Linked DNA regions of Mus musculus: all the other regions are linked to region 1. Evidence: chromatin loops called from intact Hi-C (ENCODE). Cell type or tissue: left cerebral cortex. All regions are shown on one strand. Each heading gives the region's core, and the rest is flanking DNA. Links, peaks and the distances in the headings are about the cores only. Region 1 has its middle 47 kb from the start of Ccdc121. Region 2 overlaps Cnih3 (cornichon family AMPA receptor auxiliary protein 3). Region 3 holds the start of Gm32767 (a long non-coding RNA gene).

The links. A loop is a pair of places that touch in the nucleus more often than their neighbours do. Peaks named below come from ENCODE experiments on the same cell type or tissue, not always from the same donor. Only the 100,000 strongest peaks of a DNase experiment are listed, where the experiment ranks them.
Region 2: it touches region 1 in a loop (6-fold over the local background); 2 of 42 quality-filtered maps call a loop at or near these places.
Region 3: it touches region 1 in a loop (2.5-fold over the local background); 18 of 42 quality-filtered maps call a loop at or near these places.

Annotation. Positions count from the first base shown.
Region 1 is chr1:181,460,999-181,468,763 of GRCm38, forward strand. No RefSeq gene overlaps it. Among named protein-coding and RNA genes, the nearest start is that of Ccdc121, 47 kb to the right of the region's middle. In left cerebral cortex, for the core only: a CTCF peak has its summit at 4,216 (motif pointing right); DNase peaks (open chromatin) are centred at 1,965, 4,290, 4,571, 5,242 and 1 more place; H3K27ac peaks cover 881 bases.
Region 2 is chr1:181,378,594-181,386,358 of GRCm38, forward strand. The region is part of intron 1 of Cnih3 (cornichon family AMPA receptor auxiliary protein 3); the gene reads left to right. Among named protein-coding and RNA genes, the nearest start is that of Cnih3, 30 kb to the left of the region's middle. In left cerebral cortex, for the core only: a CTCF peak has its summit at 1,247 (motif pointing right); DNase peaks (open chromatin) are centred at 1,214 and 3,026.
Region 3 is chr1:181,532,409-181,540,173 of GRCm38, forward strand. It overlaps Gm32767 (a long non-coding RNA gene), which reads right to left and starts at 7,606. Exons shown (of 3, transcript XR_373754.2): 1 at 7,275-7,606; 2 at 5,537-5,690; 3 at 2,588-3,393. In left cerebral cortex, for the core only: no CTCF peak of the experiment used is centred there; a DNase peak (open chromatin) is centred at 3,369; H3K27ac peaks cover 1,241 bases.

The sequences.
Region 1 (7,765 bases), core at 1,545-6,544:
CCAAAACTGCTTAAAGTCGTTTTTGACAGGAGACACCAATATCAGAGATTGTTAATGTGGACTTGGGACATTCGAACCTACAAAGGAGGTCTGTACCATATCCTAACTTCCTGAGTGGTCAATTTAACATCATCCCTCAGCAGTAAATGCTTCATACGGCAGGACTTTACATCTTCTAGACCACTTTCCTAGCACACTGAACCCTCCACTTGGCCCTCTTGTTTTCTGCTTTAAAGTGGGGGAGTTTATAAGGCCTGCCTATGAACCTGGTAGCCGACTTTAAGAGAACATGACCTTTCTGTTCCCACCAAAAGCTTTGACTTTTATGAGGAAAGATTTTAAAGCAGAGAGCTCTAGCTAAGGGACGTGCGTGGTGGTTTAAGGGGATGCGTGTGAGAGATTCTTCCCTTAGTCCTTTGAAATCCTTAAGCATTGCTGATGCCTCTTGGGCAGGTCCTACCTTTATGAAAGAAAAACATTCAAAGCGTTCCCTTGCCATCCGTTGTGATTGGAAAATAAGTCCGGTGATCTCATGGGAGTTAGAGCAAATCCTCGGTTCCCCAGGAGAAGTTCATTTTCTTGATGGTAAAAATAAGCAAGATGGGGCTAGTGGCAGAGCACAGGTGTGTGCCAGGCGCCACAGTCAATGGGAAGAGCTGTTTCCAGATGTGCACAGCTGGTCCGAGGCGGGGCTTTAAAACCATGCAGCTGGACCTATTTCCACAGAGTTTTGCTTGTTTGGCTAACATTCTTTCGTTGTGCAGCTCATTTAAGGAAGGAGGGAGCAAGGCAGGAGAAATGCCTTAAAGTTCCCAGAGCCTCAAGAATCCAAAGGAAGTGTTTTTGTTGAGCAAGTTAGAACCCATCTACTGAACTGGATACTTTAGGGGTATAGCATGTGCCAGTACTGGCCTGGAAGTATGGGCCCTCTTCCCCTGCTGTGGCCCTGTGCTGCATGTGACCTGGATGATGGAGAGTCACAAGGTCACGTTTCCCTTTGCTAAGGTGAGAGAAGAATAACAGGCTCAGCCCCAGCTTGCTATAAGGATGGTGTGACTTCATGTCCGCTGCACCTGGTACTCTAGAGAGGGAACTGTGCCCTGTTCTCTACACTCTACCCAATGCCCCAGCTTCCTGCCAACCACTCGACTGATACACATCTTATTCAGTCCTCACAGTGACACTATGACTGTCTTTAAATGATAGTTGAAAGCTTTGATACAAACCCTACAGAGGTCAAGGACCCCAGCCAAAGTCAACACTTGCCAAGTTGTCAACCTGAGTCATTTTGCTTCTGGGACCTTGATGTTTCTGTATTCTCAAAAGAGCCATGCAGTGCAGGAAGGGTGAGGGGATGTGAAGGAAAAAAGAGTAAGAGAGAATGGAGTGATGATGGACAGGGCAGGGGCTGAGCAGCAGGCCTCCCAGGACTCACAGCAAGTGACCTGGAGGGCCTGGCTGCAATGAGAAAGTCTGGGGCTGGAGAACCGTGTGGTGCTTCATCTTTTCTGAGACGACTTCTCATCTGTCACATGAGGTGTGTACCGCCTCCCACGGCTGTGACAAGTCAACTGTGTCTAGGGAGCTCATAGCAGAGAGCCTGGCTCTACAGTCTTGTCCCAGGAAATCTCATTCCTGGTCCTCCCTGCACTGCTCCTCCCTCTGTGCCAGATGATTACATGGGGGGGGGGAGGGGGAGGGGAGGGGAAGGGGAGAGGAGGGGAGGGGAGGGGGAGGGAAGGGGGAGGGGGATGGTGGAGAACAAACCTAGCTGTGTCTCATAGGAACGCAGAGCACTGTTCACCAAGTCTCAGCTTTCTTCCTGTCCTCTCCCCTTCCTGGGGGTGGGGTGAGGGAGTCACTGTCCCAGCCGTGCAACAGGGGTAACAGCTCAGCCTCAAGAAAAGTATCCCATTTGCTCCCTATTTTTAGGCTTGGTAATTGCACCAATGTTGAATAAAATTGTCATCGTTATGACAGTTTTATTCTCCCACGTAAGAGATGAATGCAGCCAGCAAAACGCTTTGACAACAACTAATTGTACTCACTGTGTTATCACGCAGATACGTTCTATAGCCCTTTCTTTTTTGGTGGGGAGGGGAGCTTTGGCCTGTTCTGTTCCACACTGTGCTCTGGCTTGTGACTCTGTGTAGAACCTCCCCCCGTTCCTCAGAGCCAAACCGGCCATCTTTCCCATTGCTTCTGCTCCAAAGTTGAGCCCCAAAGTGAAGTATGGGAGATGGGTAAGGAGGGACGGACTCTAGGTTGCTCTTATAACAGGACTCTCTCTGTGGGATGGAGAAAGGAGCCCAGCAAGGCAGAGTCTTCTGGACACTGCCTGGTGGGCATTTCCGGGGAAAGGTAAGGTTCCTGTTTGAGAAGAGGAACGTCCTTTCCTTATGGAATACCACATATGATGGGAATGTTCAATATTCTTCACAGCTCTGCTAGTACTGGAAGGAGACCTCAGTGACCCAAACTCTAGTTGCTGCTTATGATCCAGCAACAGCCACAACAAAATGACAGCTTTCAGACCTTGGTCACTGTGTGGCCATCCCTGCCACCTCTCATGCCCCATGCAGTTCTTCTCCAGCATCCCTGGATGCCCTTTTCTAGGCCTTGACCTTGGACTCTTGGCTACCATATGGCAACCATGTTTTCTTCTTTTCCAGTGAGCGGTGTATTTGAAGTGGCTCATTGGGAACCAACTGTTCTGACTTGTAGGGAATTTGCTAGCAGTTGTTAAGTGCAGCCACTGTTAAAACCAAAGTTATGTAAGTATAGATTAATTACGTGGAAGGCAGAGATGTGTAGTTACAAGCCTACATCCTAACACATGCATTTTTAATGTTCCCTCTTAAGATTTGGCTGACATGTTTGTAGAAATATGAATGCCAAGTGACTGTGAGATCCTATTCATTCTGGTCTCTAGTTCACCGATGTCATTAGAACCAGAAGATTGCCCAGGGGAGAAGTGTTTACATCCCAGAAATTGGCAAATGGACCTCTTCCCGACCCCCCCCCCCCATTCTGAGTGCCCTTATTAGTACACCCTGGTCTTAACTCTGGCACAGTTGTGTGACCACAGCGTGGGAGCCAGTAACCAAGGAAACTATAGCTGCATCTTCGCTGCAGTGGGTGTGCAGTGGCTGATGGCTTTGGGGGTCTGGGCACCAGGTAGCACTGCCTTCATGACCAGGCCTGTCATCAACTCTGACTATGACAAGAGTGATGCTGCTACTGTTGTTCACTAGAAGTCCTGAGGGGCTGTCACCTGGTGTTCTGTGGGTTTGACAGACAGGTACCACCAGCTTATAAAGAGAACGAGTTACTTTTGTCTCCTGGCTGTAGAAGTTTCCAAATGTGATTAGTTGACCCCATGCCTTTGGGCTTATGATGGCACATGATGGAGGTGCCACCTTGAGGACCTTGGGGAGATAATGTCTAACCTACAGGTCAGGTGTGATGGCACGTGCTTAGTATCTGAGTCACAAGTAGGAGAACCATGAGTTCAAGGCCACCTGGGCTACATAGTGAGACCCTGCCTTTAAATAGAAGTCACCTTCAGCAGCAGGAAGGCACCCAATTAAGGAAGGCAGCCTTTTAAAGGTGCCTGGCACTGCAGGGAGCGGGGCCTGGGGTGTAGGATCGGCAACACTGTCTCTGCTAAGCATGAAGTCACTTTGATCCACAGACCCTAGTTCCACTTCTCTAAGCTAACTTGGGGCTTTTGTTGTTCCTTTGAAACATGTCACTTCCAGGGCCTCCAGCATCCCCATGCATGTGGGGTCCATGCCTCCTCTTGGGATACTGGGGTGAATAGAACTCATATTCTGCTGGGTATTGTTGCTAAAATTCCTCCCTAGGGGGAGGTGTAAGCAGCATCTACCCTCCTCCTAAGGTATCGGCAAGGTTCACTCTGGGAAAGCAATGAATGCACTGGGCTTCCGGAAAGAGCATAGGTAACAAACAGGTATGGGTACCCAACCCACAACACGCTACACCTGCAAAGCCTTTATCTACCAGGGATGAGGGCTTCCCTACAGCCATGGATGGCAACCTACCCCCAAGGACCCCCTCTCAGTTGTGCTAGCTTAACTCTAGTTCCTTGTCGGGGGCCAAGTGCAGTTAGGGCGGCAAGACACATAATAGGTGTTAAGGAGCAGCTGGATACTCCGGTGAGAGTTCTGACCCTTCCCCAACTGTCCACCAGGGGGTGTGAGCAGCCAACAACCCCAGTCGGATAATCCTTTTGAAGAGGGCAACAGGGCAGTTGCCCCACTTGGAGGACAGTCACACTAGGCAGCTGCCCACCTCCCTGGGTGGTCCAACCCCACAGGAAGAGAGCTTTATAAGGTACCATAGCCAGTCTTGCACTTGGTGCATAAAATCAACCCCATCGCTGTGCCTCCCCCTCCCTCAAGTGGTTCCAGGGTTTTGCTAGCACAGACTCTTCCATTCAGTCTTCATCCTGTAACCCCGGGTGTCTCGGGGAAGACACCTGCCTGCGCTTCAAAGGCGTGACACTCTCAGACGTTATTATGTGCTCTGGAATTTGACTATCTGAGAAGCCAGACAGACAGGCTTAAATGCCAGCACCAAGTCCCTGTTCAAACATCCCCAGAAGTGTGAACAGTCAACCCCCGTCCCTCTCAGAAATGCTTGATGCATCACAAAATATTGTCACCTTTCTGGTGGGATGATGTGTGTCTCTACCAGCGCGAGAGAAGGAAAGAAAATGGGATCCCAGTTGAATGTCAGGCCCACATTAAACAGTACTCTGTCGGCCAGGGAACTGTTTACAGCTGTCGGCCCAGGCCCAGGATGGTGGCTTTGGGTCCTGCAGTGAAGACAGCCAAATAGTGCAAAAGGCTGAGGGGAATTCTGCCCTTATGGGCAACTCTTAGGATGCTATTTTATTTTCCTATAGTCAGGTGGGAAATGATCCTTAGGTTGAGGTAACCCTAAGCTCCATAAAACTTCTCTAAGAAGTGGAGGGTACCCAGCAGGTAGATCAGATCCCCGGAAGATGGTGTGTGGAGCCCTGTGCCTGGACTAGCCAGCTTTGTTATTAAGGAATATTTCAAGACTGTATTTAAACAACCAAGCCCTAAGAGGTAGAACTTGCCCATCTGTGTCAAAACTCCATGGCATAAAAATTACCCATAAGACTCTGCAGCAGCCCTGGCACCAACCCTGTCTAACTATAAGAAAAAGAGCACAGATGGGATTTTCCATTTAAGACACGTGTCACCTTGCTCTGGGTTGGTTACTTGGAAACAACATAAGCTTTCAGTGGAGCAGGTGAGGAGGGTGAACCCATGCCAGACTCGGGCACAGCAGCATTTGGATGTTGGCACTGTCCGGGATACTTAGCCAAGGTGACTCGATAGTGCTGTCTCACGGCGTAACCTCACCCTAAGGTGAATGGTCCTCCTGAATGGACATCATCGGGCCTTGTACTCGACCTCTCCCGCTCACTGTTTGCGTATGAGCACAGCCAATCAGTACAGGGCAGGCATTAGATCAGGCCAGGAAAAGGGAGGCATGAGAAAAATGTCAGAAGCCCAGATGTACTTCAAGAAATAGGACACTATAAACAGAAGGTCTGAACACTGGGCTTAAAGGAAGCAGCAACACACAAAAGTCTGAGGACTACAGTAGGCTGGAGTGGTGACCGGGTTGAGTGGGGAGTGTGGATAGCCACACAGCTCATGCATTTAACAGTGCCATCTGCCTTCCTCAAGTACCACAGAGTCCGTACCCCCTCCCCCATTACTAAAAGGCTGGAACGAGTCCCAGCTGGGGCCCTTTGCTTCACTGGCTCACTGTGAGGAGCTTGTTCAACTCAAGCTCCGTGCTTGGGAAGAGACGCTGAGAATGTGGTGTAGTAGTCGCTGCTATCTGGCGCTCGGAACACCGAGAACTGGGAACCTGTCCAGAGCTTGGAATCTCTATTTCATGAGACTGAGCAAAGAAGCATCAGGAAGACTGGTTCCACGAGGGCAGAAAGTAGATGCTGGACTCCTTTTTCCTCTCCGTAAGAGATCGGGCAACTGCTTCCTGTTGCGTTAAGCGTTAAGAAAAGCCTGTGAATGATGGGAGGGCTGGGTCACACCCACAGCAGCTGTCCCAGCCCTTCCGCGGGGCCCCATCACAGCCACAGATAAGGACAATGTGATGGACAGCTTGTAGGACCTTTCTCAAGAGGAAGGTGGAGGGCTAGTGGGGACAGGCTGGAGACAGAACTTCTGGGAGTGGACAGCAGCGCAAAGGGCTAGCATGTGCTATGGGAGGAGACTTCCATGGGTGAAGCCCAGCATCAGGAGTGCCATAAAGAATGCCAGGTAAGGCCAACACCCGGACAGCAGTGCTCCGTCCAGTGCTCCCGATGGCCAGATTGCCACGTTTAGGTCAGAATCAATAGAAAGGGCAATTTCTGGATCCATGGGGTTAGAGGCCATTTGAGGACAGATGTTTGTCTGTATTAGGAGCCGACCTTTGTCCCATGAGTCCCAATAGGTTGAACTAGAGTGAGTTTTGTGTCACTCTGAGAACCTGCAGAGGCTGATGATTCTCAGTGTCCATTAGTGTTTCAGGGACCAGTACAGAGGATAATGCTTCAACTCTGGGAGGGCCACCCGTGGCCTGCACACCAGAACAGTCTGGGTTCAGTAGCACATAGCAGAGGTATACAGAAAGGCTGGTTCATCAGCGCAACCTTCTAGAATCTTCCAGTCACTGAAACATGGAGTCTTAAGCCTCAGGGAGCAGACATCTGGCCCTTTAGACCTAGAGTGACTAACGGGGAATTCTGTCATTATCTTTCAGGTGCAGAATTTAGGAAACCTGGGTCCAAGGAGAGCCTTTGGGTATTGTTTATTGGCTTCAGAAAGTCTGGCTGGTGGTCAGACAATATTTTTTTTTTGAGGAGTAACATAAAGAATCTGTTGCTTAATTCCCCACCAAGTGGCCTGGAGTCATTCGCAGAGCTGGCTCCTGTGGGGTAACCTCTGGCAGTAACAAGCTCAGGGGCTCCCACTAGGCCCACAGTGGCAGTTCTCTGATGCAGAGATCTTAGAAGGGAAGAGAGTAGCAGGAGCCATTCTAGAGAATGGCTTTAGCCTCCTCTCTAACCATCTTTGTGCGTGTTCAGCATTTGGGGGATGCATCAGCTTGGCTGATCAATTAAATCAGGGAGCTAGGAGAAATGGTAGGCTGGAGGTATGTAATGAGGTGCAGCTTGGTCTCATTCAAACACAAGTCTCTCCACCTGCAGTGCTCCAGAGAAGCCAGAGGTGGAATAGACCCTGAAGATTCAGATTTAACACCAAGATGAAAGGCAGCCAGGAGTGATGAGAGGACCCTGGCTTCATAACCAGATACTTTCTTTATGTTTAGTTTTCAACCAGGGCTGTGTGGTTGATTAGGCAATCTACAAACTCTTACATCATTGAATGAGCGCTGCTCTTGATGTAGGAAGGACCTGACTCCTCCTTCTGTTGGCTGTGTGATGTTGGTCACATTTCTTAGCCTTTCTGAGCCTTAGTTCACTCAAATGTGTGTGGATGGGGGGAGGCACTAATGAATGGTTTTTAAAGGTTGACATGAATAAAGTTATATATATTTACATGAAATAAACGTATAGAGTGGACTATGCACTACAGATATGAGGGATTAATGTAGTAGTCACAGCAGGAGTTTTTCTACAGTGATTTTCAATCATCAGCCTAAGGGCTGGAGACATGGCTCAGTCGTAGAAAGC
Region 2 (7,765 bases), core at 887-5,886, 83 kb before region 1:
TCTTCTGTATCTTAAGGCTCCATGCATTTGCTCACTTCAGTGCCTACGGCAATGACCAAGAAATAATTGCAACGATGGGATTATCGGTCCAGCCTTGGATCTCTGGTTTAGAAGGGCTGGGTAGGCACAGCCTTGTTGTAGAGAGAGTTGCTAGCTAATATTGTCCCACTCACACTGGTGCTCCTTTTGGAGGTATGAAGGACCGACACCCCCCACAGTGACGGCTCATATCAATGGATCGCTGACTCTAGCAAGCCCTGTTCTAGCGGGGGGGGGGGGCACAATTCACTGAATCTTACCCTGTTCTATCAATGCCAATCCCAGCATTATGCCCACCTTCCAGATGAGAAAAGGGAAGCACAGACAGGGAGTGGCAGAACCAGGCCCTAGGCCTGGCAATGAACCAGAGCACAGCCCCAACCACGGTCCTGCCTTACTCTGCTAGGCTTCCTGCCTTCTGTGGGGATAGAATCCACAGGATGTTTTCCAGGATCTATTAGGTTGAACTCCAGATATCAGAGTCGCTTGTATGGCAGGAGGAATAAAAACAAACAAACAAACAAACAAACAAACAAACCAACCAACGTTGGTTGTGATAACTGGTCTGCCATTTTGGAGCAGAAAGCCCCACCATCTGATGGGAGAGACAGAAGGAAGAGGTGGACCACTGTGAACCGATGACATCAGAGTTGGGAGCTCCCCAAGTCCTCAGTGAAGTGTAGTACTGTGGAAGATGCTTATACTTAAGAGAACTGAACTAGAACAACACTGGTCCTGTGTGGACCCGGAAGGCCAGCTAGCTCGGCTGGCGTGACCTGGTGGGTAGGGTAGATAGGGTGGTTCAGTGGGTGAGAGCTTGCTGTGGTGAAGACCAGCCTCTCTTTACTGCTGCTCTGGTGAAGTTACTGGGGTGTCTGAATCGTGGTCCAGGCTAAGTGAGGCTGAAAGGTCCACGAAGCAGGTTCATTTAATGCATGTTTAGCTTCTCAGGGTTGAAGGAGACGTTAAGTGTCTCTGGTGGGTGATTTAGCACTTACGGCGGTCGCTATGGAGATGGACTATAGAGTGCCAGAGAGTGGGGTAAGTGCTAGATGGTGTGTGAGGGGCCTTTCTGTTCAGGAAAAGCACATGCCAGGACGCCCACCCAGCTTTACCCTCGTTCATCTGAGTTTTTCAAGGCTGCTGTAAGTGATGGGCCCTTTATCTGGCCGGTTCTCCGCTACCACACTGTAATGCCCATCCCTTGCCACTAGAGGGCTGAGGTTTTGCACAATGACAGGGACACCTTCGAGTTCATGGGTCTCCAGAGGAGCTGAGGAGGCCAAGCAAGGTAGAGTCTGAAAACTGACTTAAAGAGTAGATGAGGTAGCACCGTATCTGAGCGGGGTGGGGGTGGGTGGGTGGCTTCTGTGCTTCCACCGCACCCTGTGTGAACAGTGGCTGTGGTCTGTGTGGCTGATGGAGGCCATACATGTGTGATCTTGGCAGGTAGCTGTGAGGTTGGGGAGCGAATGTATGCAGTATAAACTTGCATCCATTTTCTTTCCCCCTCCATCTTTCCCCTGCCCCCCACCCCCTGCTTCCTCTTGGGCTGTTTCTTTGAGTTTTACTTGGCATCTGGTCATTTCTCAGTGTTGTAAGGGGTTCTCAGGCTCCCAAGGTGGGTAGCCCCGTTCTAGAAGGCCAATCGAAAAAGAGGTGACAGAGAGGTGGCTCTTTTGTCCAGTACTGTGCTGGATTGTGTCCTGCTACAGAGTCTGCTGTGACACATGTCACTGCTGTGACAGATGCAGAGCCCAAACTGCCAAACATTTCCGAACATTTCCTGCTGCTCCGTCCAGGGCCATGTTGTTCCCATAGTATGGATGGTGTGTTCTCGGTGTTCCTCAGTGTGCGGATGCTGATGAGACTTAGGTCCTGTTCCAGCTTAAGGGTAGGCAATAGCTGGCTCTCCTTCACGGTGACAGAGTATCCAGGACATTCGGCTCAATGGTGGGGGGGGGGGGAGCATTTGTTTCAGGTTATGGTTTCAGAGCTTTGAGTCTGATGTCACTTGGTCTTCATGCCTTTTGGCATGAGGCAGCAGAGAACATTACGGTGGGAGCTTGTGGTGGAGGAGGCCTGTGTGCCTCCTGGAACCGGAAGCAAAGGAGGACACAGGAAGTGACTGGGGCCTCAATATCCCTACGTCTCCAAAGACCTAACTTCCTTCCACTAAGCCCACAGTTGTGAGTGAGCTGTGAAGAGGAGGGGGGAAGTAGGGGAGGATGGGGGGTAGGGGGGATGCCTTATGGAATAAAAATGAACTCACAAGCCATACTAGTTTCTTTTTTAACTCACAAAGTACTACCACTACCACTTAGTAGCCATGACTAGTGGTGGTCACATGTTCTCTTACTCCAATAGTAAGTATTCTCAGGCCATTTATTACCCTGCCCATGATGATATTTAAGTATGGGTTGCAGAATGGCCAGGTCTGCTGACAGATTGGCCACTGCTGCCCTAGTGTGAGGTGTTCCTTCTTATACCTTGTTCAAGCAAGGGCATTGCATCTTTCCTTGGTCTGGTGTGTTTGATAAGTTCATGAGTCAAACTCTCCTAATATAGCTTAAATATGCTCACATTATCCTGATTTACTGTTAAGACTCCTACTATGTAAATAATTTGTGTCTGTGTCTCACGGCTTATCTTATGGACAGAGGATGGCTGTCTCCTCCCGTAAACAAAATGTAGAGAGGATCAACTTCAGCATCTGCATAGAGTGGGCCAGAGTCGGTCCAGCCAGGCTTGTCCCCTAAGCTGCTGTTCTATGTAATTTGCAGTCAGTTAGAATAGGCTGCAACCTGGCCTCTAGACCCTTCCTAAAGGTTCTAGCACCTTCCAACACACCATCGACTAGGGCCTAGTATCTAACAGATGGGCCTTGAAACTCACCCGGATCCTAGCTCAAATGGAGTACAATGTGTGAAGCAGGCACAGGCTGGAAGGCGTGCGTGGTGGCAGGCACGGCTCTCACTGTGGCTAGAGCATACTTCCATCTGTCGTAGCCTAGAAATCTAAAGACAAGCATGTCCCAAATCCAGGCGCTCTCCCCACTCCCACACCATGTTTCCCTGCCCCAGTGGAGGAGTCTATGCTGTAGACAGTTCTTTCTATAGCCTTCTCTCCCTGAAGGAGTGAATCAGGACTAGAATGGCCAAAGGGCAGGAAGCAACAGGGAGAAAGAGAACGGAAGCGTGGATCATGTTTAATTCATAAACCAAATAATCTCTCGCCCTTGGCAATGTGCAGGATACTTCTCACCCTGCAGTAGGTGGCTCTTTCAGGAAAACAAGTCGTGTTTAATTGCATTTATATTTACTGGGCACCCATTAGTTAGCCACTGTATTGGAGACCGCAGGCATATCAAAAAGATAAAAGTCAAATCTTCAGGAATCCTATGGTATAAGATGCTACTTGAACATAAGATAGCAGGGGCCAGCAGTGCAGATTCACTTTTGTTATTGATGAGGAGACAGGCACTCTACTACCGAGCTGCATCTCCAGTCCCAAGGACATGTTTGATTGGGGACATTACAAATGTCACATTCATGTGTGCATTTTAACACACTAAAGTGAGGAGAAACATGGCTAGCCCAGCCCATCAGGACCTTTAGGCTTGTCTGTGGAGTATGAGCTTTGGGAAGTGTGAAGATGTGCTGAGTACCTGACTAGCCTCCTGCTTGGATCTGGGTGGGGACTTAGGAGCAGGTGAACACTGAGAAAGCAGTTGCTGGTAGGGACCAGGGTTTTTGTGTCCCAGACCGTGGCAGGAAATTCTTGCCCAAGACCAGAGATTGCAACAAGTTGAGCCTTAGCTTACCTGAGTGAACCACACGGAGCTGGGAATTGATGCAAAAAGCAAGATGAATGTATTGTCCCAATGTATTGGGGCCACCTGAAGGAGAGATGGGGACCCCTACCCCCACCCCAGTCCATTTGGTCAGTCTTTATACAGTTTTTTTCAGAGCAGCAGCCATTAGGCACAATGCGATTGGCAGAACAGTGTGACTTTTAAATTGATTGGTCTTTGGGGAATGAGGTGGCAGGGTCTGTTGTGCGGAATGTGTTTACCTGGTCTAGACCTCCCCCACCTGCAGGTCTGGTCCTCCCGCGGAATGTTAATTAGCTTTCCCCTTCCAGAGGAGAAGGGTCTGGTGGGATTTTTCAGAAAGGTCCTGCACTGACCTTTTCAAACGGAAACTATGAACTGGGCCTGAGCCCTGAGGAGAGAGCGAGTGCACAGACTTGCATAGCTGTGCTTAACCTTACTCACAGGGCCAGAGAGGAGTGGGGCAGAGGAGAGGGAGATTAGCATCTGGGTGGCACAGAGATAAAAGGAGGAACAGATTGGGAGCAAATGAGGTGCTAGGGAGAGGAGGACACATCCCAGGTATGCCAGAATGTCTGCTGGCGGCCCATGCTTGTGTAATAAATTGCAAACTCAGGGCTGGGTGGACCGTGTGGCTTCACAGGTCAGCAGCATGGAGGTGAGACACAGGTTACAGCTAATGGGGCTTTGGGTACTGGCAGGCGGGGCCATGGTCTTAGAGGTCTGTTGATGTGTGTGTTCTACTCTGGATGTTTGAGTTTGAGCCTCCGCTGGGATGGGGGAGGAGGCCATGAATCGGCATTGAGTTAGAAGAGAGCTAGTGGGGCTTACTGAGAACTCATCCGCTAGAGGTAGCCGTGAGCCCATGGGAAGGGATGAGTTCACCAAAGGGAGGAGCAGGGGGCCAAGGGAGCACCGCTCGTGAATCCTTCTTATCACAGGGCTGCTTGGTGCCAGGGTCTCCGACACACAGATACCAGTTAGGCATCCAGAGCACCAGCAGGGCTCAGAGAGAAGCTTGCATGCTGAGATGGCGTTGAGGTTAGAAGTGTGGAGTACAATCACTGGCCATAGCCTTGGAAGACTCTAGATGGAGGGACCCTTGCAAGGGCATATTTATATTCTAGTGTATGGCTGTACTGTCAGTAAGTAAGCAAGGCCTTCCAGGTTCTGCAGGGCAGTCAGGAACTGTTCTTCCTGGTTGGGGAGGAAAGAAGGGTTGCAAGTCCCACAAGCACAAATTCCAGTGAACTCTACATGCAGAGAGAGAGGAGAGGGGTAGAAGTTTTGATCTACCCTGGATTGTGAATGACTGCTTCTCCTTACAGCTAGTGCTTCTTTTCTTTCCAATTCCTTGGCATCTGCAGCCAGTCCACAGCTAGTGGTCCCATATTTGTGAGGCTCACCATCTGTAAAAGGCTAATAGTGCCTCATCCCAAGGTGTCCTCCTCCTAATTCTGCAACTGGAGAGTATCTTACCATACACAAATGATAAGACAGACTTGAAAGATGTGAGTGTCTTGAGGTTAAGATGGAAAACAATCCTGGGCTCCTGGATGGTGCTACTATAATCCCAGGAGTCTGCAGTGGTGGAAGGAGAACCCAGGAGTGGCTGAGGTGACATAATACCTGAAGCAGAGGTTACAGCAACAAGGTTGTTTGTTGAGGACCACAAGTCAAGGGAAACAGGCAGCCCCTAAGATCTCCAAAGGACAAGGAAACGGGCTTTCTTCTGAAGCCCCTCAAAAGAACATACCCATTTTGGACTTCTGGCATCTGGACCTGCAGGATCAGTCTGTGTTGCTTTCAGACACTAAATTCACAGTGATTGATTACAGCAGCAGGGAAACAAATACTATAGTGTATCCCAATTTTCTAGCACAAAGTGTAGTTCACTGGGTATGTGATGGAGCCAGTGGTTAATTGACTCTGACCTCTGAGGTGGGAAGCTTTGAAATGTTGCTGAAGGTCTACCTGACTTTATTTAGACATGGGGGGGGTGTGCCCACAGAAATCCCCCCCTGAGTGAGGTCCTCCTCTGTGGGTTGAAGATGTGGGTTTTGCTAGAGAACTCTCTAGCCCAGCACAGATCTTATGGTGACTGTCCCAGCAGGGTTTGTAGACTGCACTTCCTCCTTTGACTCCAGCCAGCTCTTCACTTTCATGCCCATCCTATTGCAAATCTAAGTTCAAAAGAATTCTTCCAAGTCTCAAGAGCCCAGTGGGCTGGCAACTCATGGGACTGTGCCTAAAGGACCTCAGAAATTTGCCTGGAGTACATCCTATTCATGTAGATAATGCCCTTAGGAAACTCATTGCAGAGTAAGGTAAGTGAAATGGGTACAAACAGCAGAGGAAAAACCCTCAAAAGGAAACAAAATAACAAATGAGTACAATAACAGAGGGAAAACCTTCAAAATGAAACAAAATGGCAACCCTCAAAAGGAAACAAAATAACAAAAGTATCTTGGCTGTCTGAGGTAGCAGGAGCGATTTTGCTCTCCCTGTCTGGCAGATCTTAGGCACAGTTATCTATGGCAGAAATCTTGTTTGGGCAGAGTGTGTGCCAGGCTCAGTAGCCAAAGCAGCACTGTGTATGTAACCCGAGGGTCTTACACGTGACTAGCCCCCCACCAGGCACGTGGCCACAGTGCCCACACCTCTGCTCACCTCCCAGGCTGGGGAACAGCTTCCAGTGGCCAGGTAACTAGGAAGAGTCTGGCTGTGTGGCTGGGGATGCTGGTACCGTGCAGAGTGTACTGGTTAGTTTTGTATCACTAAGACCTAAGTGCCTGAGAACAACTTGAAGGACTTTACCCATTTTCAGCGTGTTCAGTCCATGGTTGCTTAGCTCCTTGTGTATGGTAGAGGATCATGGGGCAGAAATTTGTGGTGGAGGAGCTTCTCCACTTGTTAGCAGGCGGGAAGCAGAGAGGGAGGGGGAAGAGGAGGGGAGGGAGAGAGAGAGGGATGAGAGGGGGAGGGAGAGGGGTGAGAGGAGGAGGGGGAGGGGGAGAGAGAGGAGGTGGTGAAGGGAGAGAGAGAGAGAGGGAGACAGAGGGGTGGGAGGGGAGGGAGAGAGGAGGTGGGAGGGGGAGGGGTGAGAGAGAGGAGTGAAGGGAGGGAGAGGAGGGGAAGGGGGGAGAGGAGAGTGAGGGGGGAGAGAGGAAGAGAGGGAGAAAGGCAGGTGAGAGAGAGAGAGAGGGAGAGAGAGAGAGAGAGAGAGAGAGAGAGAGAGAGAGAGAGAGAGAGAGAGAGAGAGAGGGAGAGAGGAGAGAAGGCATGTAGAGTTCAGGGCAAGGTACAAGGCCTCAGGTCACTTCCTCGGTAACCTACTTCCTCCATTCCTCCATGGGGCCAAAACATAACCTTTCACAGTGTCCCATTAATGTCACCATGTAAGGAGCCGACCATGGGATCCATCGGTTTATATGTTCAGAACCTGTGTGATTTAGGCTTAGGTTCCACAGTCCAGCTGAGGGTCCAGATTATAGGGAACACAGAATCTTCTGGTGCTTGGACCAGCAGAAGGCTGACTGGGTGCATAGCATCAGGACTTTGCACAAACTAATTTGATTTTAAATTCTTAAAGTCTGCCCCCCTGGAGGCCAACATGTAAATTTATGTAAAAGAATATGGAAATGAACACCAGGACCAAATAGCCTCTCTCTGTTCCCTCCAAAGGCAGCAGCCTTGGCCCCATGGCCTGTGCATGACCCTGTTTGGGTTTCTGGGTCCTGGGCTGTTGTGTTGGCCAAGCTGGCAGAGGTGTGGAGGCATTAGAAGAAGGGAGGGCTGCTCCAGCCTGAACAGGTCTGAAGACTGAACTCTTGCTTGCGAATGGAGCTTTCCAACACTCCTGAAAGGCAGACTTTAGAGTAGCTTCCTCAGAGC
Region 3 (7,765 bases), core at 1,403-6,402, 71 kb after region 1:
AATTTTGAACCTACAGGTCAAAGAGCAAGAAAAGTGAGGTTTGGGACTAGGGCTTGTCTTGTGTATTATCCTGACAGTGAGACAGGAAAAGAATAAATCTCCACGGAGAGAGTTTACAACATTGCAAGTATCCTTGTGGCTGGACATAGTGTTCCCTGATCCCAGAAAAATACACACACACACACACACACACACACACACACACACACACACACATACACACACACATACACACACACACACACACACATACACACTCACACACACACACACACACACACATACACACTCACACACACACACACACACATACACACACACACACACACACACACACACACACACACATAGACATATACAAACACATGCACATGTACACACGTGTTCCCAGCCACCACCACGCCCTAACCAAGAGACGGAGCCTGAGCTCCCTCCTGTTGCAGCTGGAGACTGAGGCCACGTTACAGTTGCCCCAGTTAGTAGAATGTTGTAGACAGACTAAGGAACTTTCAAGGCTAATGAGTTTCTCACTCATCTCTATCTTGTTATTGACAGGTGGAAAGTGTGTGATGCTGGACTGAAACAGGCAGGAGACATCACAGCAGGAGTGGTCTCCAGAGCCTCTGGGGAGGGGCTCAGGTTGAATTGTCTCCTGAGAGATGGCAGCATATGCTAAGAGCACATGAGAGAAAGGGGGAGAAACAGAAACAGAGACACAGAGTCAGACAGAGACAGAGAGAGGGAGAGAGACGGAGAAAGAGAGATGGAAGGAGAGATACAGAGAGACAGAGAGGAAGAGAGACAGGGAGAGAGAGAGAGAGGGAGAGAGAGAGAGAGAGAGAGAGATCACGAGGTGAGAAAGAAAGCCAGAGAGTATGAGGCAAAGCAGCCAGACTTACCTTGTGACAACCATCACAAGTCGCCAATTCAGCCTTAGAGAACTAACCTACCCCTTCAGGACTCACATTAGTTTCTTCCAAGGGTGACACCCCTAATAACCTAATTTCTTCTCACTAGGACCCACTTCTTTAAAGATTCCATCACCTCTTAATACCAATAAACAGGGGGCCAAGCTTCTAGGACATAAACCATATCCAAGCTGTAACTGGATTCAAAGCAGAACACCCACTTAGATTCAAAGCACAGACACACAAGCTACTGTAGTAGTAGCAGCCCATCTGGGAGAGAAAGCTTGGCAAGGGGTTGATGCAAAAAGAAACCAAGTCTGAGGTGGGGGCCTGATAACCTCAGTCAAGCCATTTCTCCTCTCTCTGGACCCCAGCTTCCTCATGTGTGGTGGAGAATATTAGGCTTACACTTCACATTTTGTGCGTTCCACCCTCATTACCATTACTTGGGTTATCACTAGGCTGATTCCCCTGAGGACAGACTCTGTATCTTTTATCCCTAGCGCTGAGTGCTGGGTTGGCTTGCTGCAAAGGGCGTGCTTTCCCCCTTCTTTCTGCGTGCACACCCATCCCATGGCCCTAAGGACCACTGTGCCATCCAAGGTCAGCCACGGCACTGGAAACGGACTTGATGTTTGTCTGCTCATCATGTTAACCTCATCGCAACAGGATCCCAGTTGACTAAAAAGCTATGAAGCTAGAACTGCTGGTACTTGGTAGCCACTGGATCTTTTACAGCTAAAAGGCTTTCTGGGCTCTCCAAAGACCCTCGGAAGAGGCCTCCCCTCGGTGTGGATATGCATGGTGTGCCCCAGAGGGTCAACGGTCTGCTTCTAGAAAAGAGATGAACATTGTTTTCTACTTTATATCTTAATTTTAAAACACTGATCATGGATCCTGAAGCCCAGGCCACCTCACGTCTGCTTGCCAACAACCCCACCTACACGCCCAAGGGTCGAAGTAATAAATCCAAGGCCATCATGGGGCTGGACCAAAGATCATTTATAGTGTCTAGGCGGTTCACCTGTTCATATGTGTGGCCCTTCCTCGCAGAAGCAGAAGCCACAGACAGAATAGGAAAGAACAGAAGAGTAAAAGACACATTTGTGTATTGTGAACGGCCGTGATTTCAGTGAGGCTGGTTACCTAGAGAGAACTTGTGCTGCCCTTTGGCAGGGATCAGGGCCCGACATCCAGGTCCGTGGGCTCTTGATGTTCTTCTAGTCTTTCCTGGGTCAAAACTCAGTACTATTTCAAACTCAAAGCTGTTGAAGCGAACATTTATCTTCCATATGGAGAACTGACCAATGATGTAGAAGAACTCCTCAGGACTACAGACAGCTTTTCTCCCCCATCCTTATCCAAAACAGTATTTATGCACACGGAGTCAACTGACAGGGTTACCAGTGTTCCCTGCAAATTATAAATGTGCCCACATGCTTCTCACCCATGACTGCTCCAGGACGCCATCGCGTGGATCCAGTTACTAACCATGGTAATGTCCCCTCTGGTGGGTCCCCTCTCCCTGCTTCCCCACCCACCCTCCTTTTTTATTTCACATAGGAAACAGGAAGTCTCATCATCAGGCAAAGCCTCGAAGTGGGACCTTAACATTTGCTACTACATAATTCATGCAGATGGCAAGGTCAACAGGGCTTTGAGAGTTTATTTTGGGAGGGTGGTTTTCTGCAATTCAAATGCAGGAGTAAATGTCAACGCTAATAAAATAAAAATTCTTACAGTAGAGACTGTGTTACTAACTACAAACCAGGTGGAGGGGTGGGCTGGCTTCTCCGAGCTCACGGAGTCTTACTTCCTGCCTAATGAACGGCTCAATTCCTTCTGAAAGGCAAACACACACTGAGATAAGAAGAGCAAACTGGTAAGCCAGCAGGAGAAGTAATTTAAACCAGATTGGTGTCTCTCTCCATAAAAGGAGTAGGTTTCAGGTGTGTCTTGTAACAAAATCTAGCAATGCCGAGAGGGTCACATCACCGCAGCATGTTGGTCAGGGATTACACAAAGCATCCCATTGTTCTGATGTCACTGTGAGGCTCGTACAGAGAACTAGTGTATGGAAGGAGTCCTTGGAACGTTACTGTGTTCTATAGTTTTGTGATGATGTCTTGAGTTCTATCCAGTACAGGACAATTTTTATTTTTTATCAGTCTTCCTCTGTCTTTCTTGCCATATGGCTCTGAAATACTTTGTTCTATGACTGGGCTGGCTAAACTCGGGCCTGCTAAGTTTGCTATGTGGCCTGATGCCAGGCAACTGGATGGTTCAGGGAATAAAGATCATTAACTGTCAGCCGAGTATGTCAAGTCCCTGCTGGAAACAGCACGATGCACACGGACAGAGATCAGTTGCAGTAGGCTCGCTCATCCAGGAGACTTCTCTGCACTAGTGAGAATGAGTCATAGCTTCCATAGTCAGTCAGTGTGATGAATATTCCATGCAGGCTGCTGAGCCCAAGCAGCTGGACCTAAAGAGAATATACCACACTGTTCTATTTATACATGCAGAATAGGAAGCCATACAACCGTGTCTTAGTTAGCGTTCTACTGCTGAGAACAGACACCAGAACCTAGGACAACGTTTAACTGGGTCTGGCTTACAGGTTCAGAGCTTCAGTTCATTATCATCAAGGCAGGAGCATGGCAGCATCCAGGCAGACATGGTGTAGGAGGAGCTGAGAGTTCTACATCTTATTCTGAAGACAAACAGAAGACTGGCTCCCATGTGGTTAGGAGGAGGGTCTTAAAGCCCACACCTACAGTGGCACACCTCCTCCAACAAGGCCACACCCACAAATAGTGCCATTTCCTGAGCCACTCCCTGGGCCAAGCATATTTGAACTACCACAAGTTGATTCCCCTTGTTAGAAATGATGCCTTGTGACAGAAGCATCCTGAATGCTATGAACATCTCATTCCTGGATTTGGGGGATTGGCGCCCAGCTTATAAGAGTCCTCTGAGCTGTCTACTGTGGTGTGTGCTTATGCATACATGTATGTTTGCATGTTCGTGTATGCGTGAGTGTGTGCATGTGTCTATGTAAACAGACACACATTTGACAAAGTTGACATTGGGTGTCTTCCTTGATTGCGTTCCACTTAATCTATTGAGGCAGGATCTCTCAACTGAACGGAACTTGCCAATTCTGGCTAGTGTAACTGGCCAGCTTGTCCAAGGGATCCGCAGTCTGTTTCTCCAGTGTTGGGATTAAGGTGACCAGCGCATCTGCCAACCTTTTACATAGTTTCTGGGGATCTCAGGCTCAGTCTTCATGACTCTGTTACAAGTGCTTTAGCCACCGAGCCATCTCTCTAGCCTATGATATTAATTCTGCTATCGATGGTACTATATCTCCTGTAGCACAGACTGGCCTCAAACTCAGTGTGTAGCTGAAGCTGGCCTTCAGCTCTGATCTTCCTGCCTCCACTCGCAAACACTAGGATTACAAGCATGGGATATGAATGGAATCTGGCTCGTAAATTATTTAGTATTCTTTTGCAGTGTGTGTGTTGTGTATATGTATGTATGTATGTATGTATGTATGTATGCATATATGGAGTGTATGTCTGTGTATGTGTATATGTGTGTGTTATATGTATATATGTGTATGTGTGTTTATGTTGTGTGTGTATGTGTGTCTGTGTATATGTGTGTGTCATGTGTGTATATGATGTGTGTGTATATGCGTGCATGTTCCACCTCAGTCACTTTGATATTCATTTCTTTATATTATAAGCAAAACTCTAAAGCTCCCCTGAGTGCCACCATAGACCCAGCTCCCCTCCCCTCAGCCCCCACCTCTAACTCTTCTTCAGAGTCTCCACCTTGTTCTGACTTGGCCACCTCTCCCTCCACTTCTCAGTACTAGTTAAGCCCTGGCCCTGGAGCTGCCCCTGCCTCTCTCCAGTCCTATTTCAACTCTTTCTGCCTCTTGTAGTCTGACATTCCCGCCACTGTGAAAGACTGCTTTCTTATCAAAGCAGAGTAAGATTCACTAACGTCAGTGCACCCAGCTGTAAGAAGGAAGCATCCAGAAGGTTGGAGTCGGGGAAACAAAGGCAGCAGTGAGATCCCACATGGCTAAGGGAGGCACCACCAAGGGTTTAAAGGCCCCTTGTGTGTGTGTGTGTGAACATGGAGTGTGTCCTGTGGCCTTGGTGGGGGACACTGAGCATTTGCAAAGTACCAGGAAGGAAAGGGATTAAAGGGACAGGATGGAGTCTGTCACTAGAAAGGGAGGGAACCTAGTTCAGCACTCTGAGAATGAGGCTAAGGTGAGATGAATACCCTTGTTTCTGGATGGGAGCAGATGACCTGCTAGTCATGGCCACTGAACCAAGGCTGGCTTGTTATGTCTGTACTTGTCCCAGTAACAGAGCCACAGCGATCCACAACAGGAATCAACCTGGACGCTCCTCCCCGGTGAGCCCTGGGCTGAGCTATCACTGGGCACGGCTCACACCACCCACCTGTGGTCTGGGCCCTCTGCAGTCTCATCCAGGTTGGCACCAATTGCCCTTCTGCCTGGGACTTTGTTCCCCTCTGGGAAGGCCACCCTTTCCCCCGACATACCCAGTGTTAACTATGAACTTTAGCATTCACGTAACTACCTCTGGCCACGGCTGACATGTCCAGGATGGGTCCTTGAGCAATGAAGGATGAGAAGTCCATTTCCTGAATCCCATCTTCCACTGCAGGGAAGGCCCATCCAAAAAGGATGGATCCGGGCCAAAGGGAGAGGATGGCAGTCCTCTAGGGCAAGAACTAGAAAAGGGAAGTGAGTTATCAGGGGCTGCCATAGTTAAAATGGGAGGCTCTTGGCAGCCATGTTTCCAGATAACAGTCACAGAAACACTATTGAGAGAGAAAAAGGAGATGGGGGAAGAGGACAAAACAAATTAAAACACAAACAAAAATTAATGTAGAGCCAGAGACTGGGGTCTGAAGAAAGCAGAACTGGAAGCTAGCCTTCTGGACAGTGTCCAAGGTCCTTGGCTGTGTCCCTTCCTGAAGGCCTGATCCATTTGTGGCGTCACCAGGAGAATCCAACAACCTCAGCACAAGGTCCTGGTACTTGCAATCAAGAGAGCATTTCCTCTGAAGTCAACAAGCTGATTTTGGTTCTTCACATACAGGGTCCAGCATTATGCAAGGTCAACTTGGTCCTCCATTAAGTTCAAAACCCCAGTGGGTAACATTGGCTACTTCCTGTGGCACAAATCCTCCTAAAGTAACTCAATCTCAAGTTATCAGAGATTTAAGAACTCAAAATTCCCAAGAGCATGGCAATCACCATAGCAAAGAGCCAGCAGGGGGCATAGGAGCCAGTGGAGGTCATATCAGTGCCCTGCTGTGCCCCCTGAACCCACCCCCACCCCAGCTTCTCAGACCCTGGCCCTGTCTTTGCTCATTCAACCCTCTCTTCTCCTAGTACCTGGTGCAATTTACATTCACGTGCCCCCCAAAGGCCCATGTCCAGAAGTTTGGTCCCTAGCTGTGTCAGGATTACATCTTAGGCATATCACGGTGATGAAACAGCAGATGAAAAGAAACCTGGGGTGGAAAGGGTCTCTTTGACTTACACATCCTGGAACACAGTCCACTGAAGGAAACCAAGGCAAGAACTCAAACTGGGCAGGAACCTGGAGGCAGAAGCTGATGCAGAGGCGAGAGAGGGGGCTCTTTATTGGTTTGGTCACCATGGCTTGAACATTCAAGCTGCTTTCCTATTGAACCCAGGACCACCAGCCCGGGGGTGGCCCCACCCTCTCACATCAAACATTACTGAAGAAAATGCCCAACAGGCGTGTCTACAGCCAGATCTTATAGAAGCCTATTCTCAATTAAGGGTCCCTCCTCTCCGATGACTCCAGCTCATATAGAAAAAAAACAGTCATCACAGTAACTCGAGGAACCTCTGGGAGAGGGACACTAATCGGAAGACTTAAGGTCTCTGGAGATGAGTCCCTGAAGTGATTGGGACACCAGCCCCTTCCTACCTTCTTTTGCTTCTGACCATGAGATGATCAGTTCTGTGCCACATGTCCCCGCCACATGTGCTGTGCCACCATAGACCCAGAGACACAGGACCAAGGTCCGTGGTCTGAATCTTCTGAGACTGAGCCAGAGAGAAACTCTTCTTCCTTCCGTTTCAGTGGAAGATCCCAGCTATCAGTCGCAGTGATGGGAAACTGCGTAGGTAGGATTTCCGTTGCTTTCTCCCTTCCTCTGCTTCTCAGGGCTCGCTTACATCACTACCTCATGCTAGAAGCCGTCTCCAGCCTTCCTCATCCCCCTCGCCCCCCCCCCCCCCCCCGTCCTTCTGTCTGCTCCCAGTCTCACACTCACCACACTAAGCTGGACTTAGTGAAGGCTGGGCACCCCTGCAGGACACCAAATTCTACCTTAGTCACCCCAAAGTCAATCGACACACTTCTGCCCAGGGCTGAATGAGAAGATGGGGGTGGCGCTAGGTTCTGTTTTGAAATGGAGTCTGAATGGCCTTAGGAGAAGGCCAGGTAGGTTTGAGGCTCAGTTACCACAGCTCTGTACCACACTTTGCGGCCAAGCAGAGCGAGTGTGGTTCCGGATCATAATTCTGGCCAGGACCACAATTGGAGCAGCAGAGAACTGTTGAGTAGTCAGGTTCCAGGTTCCAAGGCAGCCTTTAGGACGATAAGCGAGAAGTTGCACTGCTTCTCAGACCCGCCCACCGGGCTCAGACCCGCCCACCTGGGTGCCCATCTCTTGTCTCCGGTCTGTGAGCCAAGCGACAGCTCTACTTCCTAAAGCCTTCAGACTTCTAATCTGCAGCATCTCGTTGCTAATCAATCATTCAC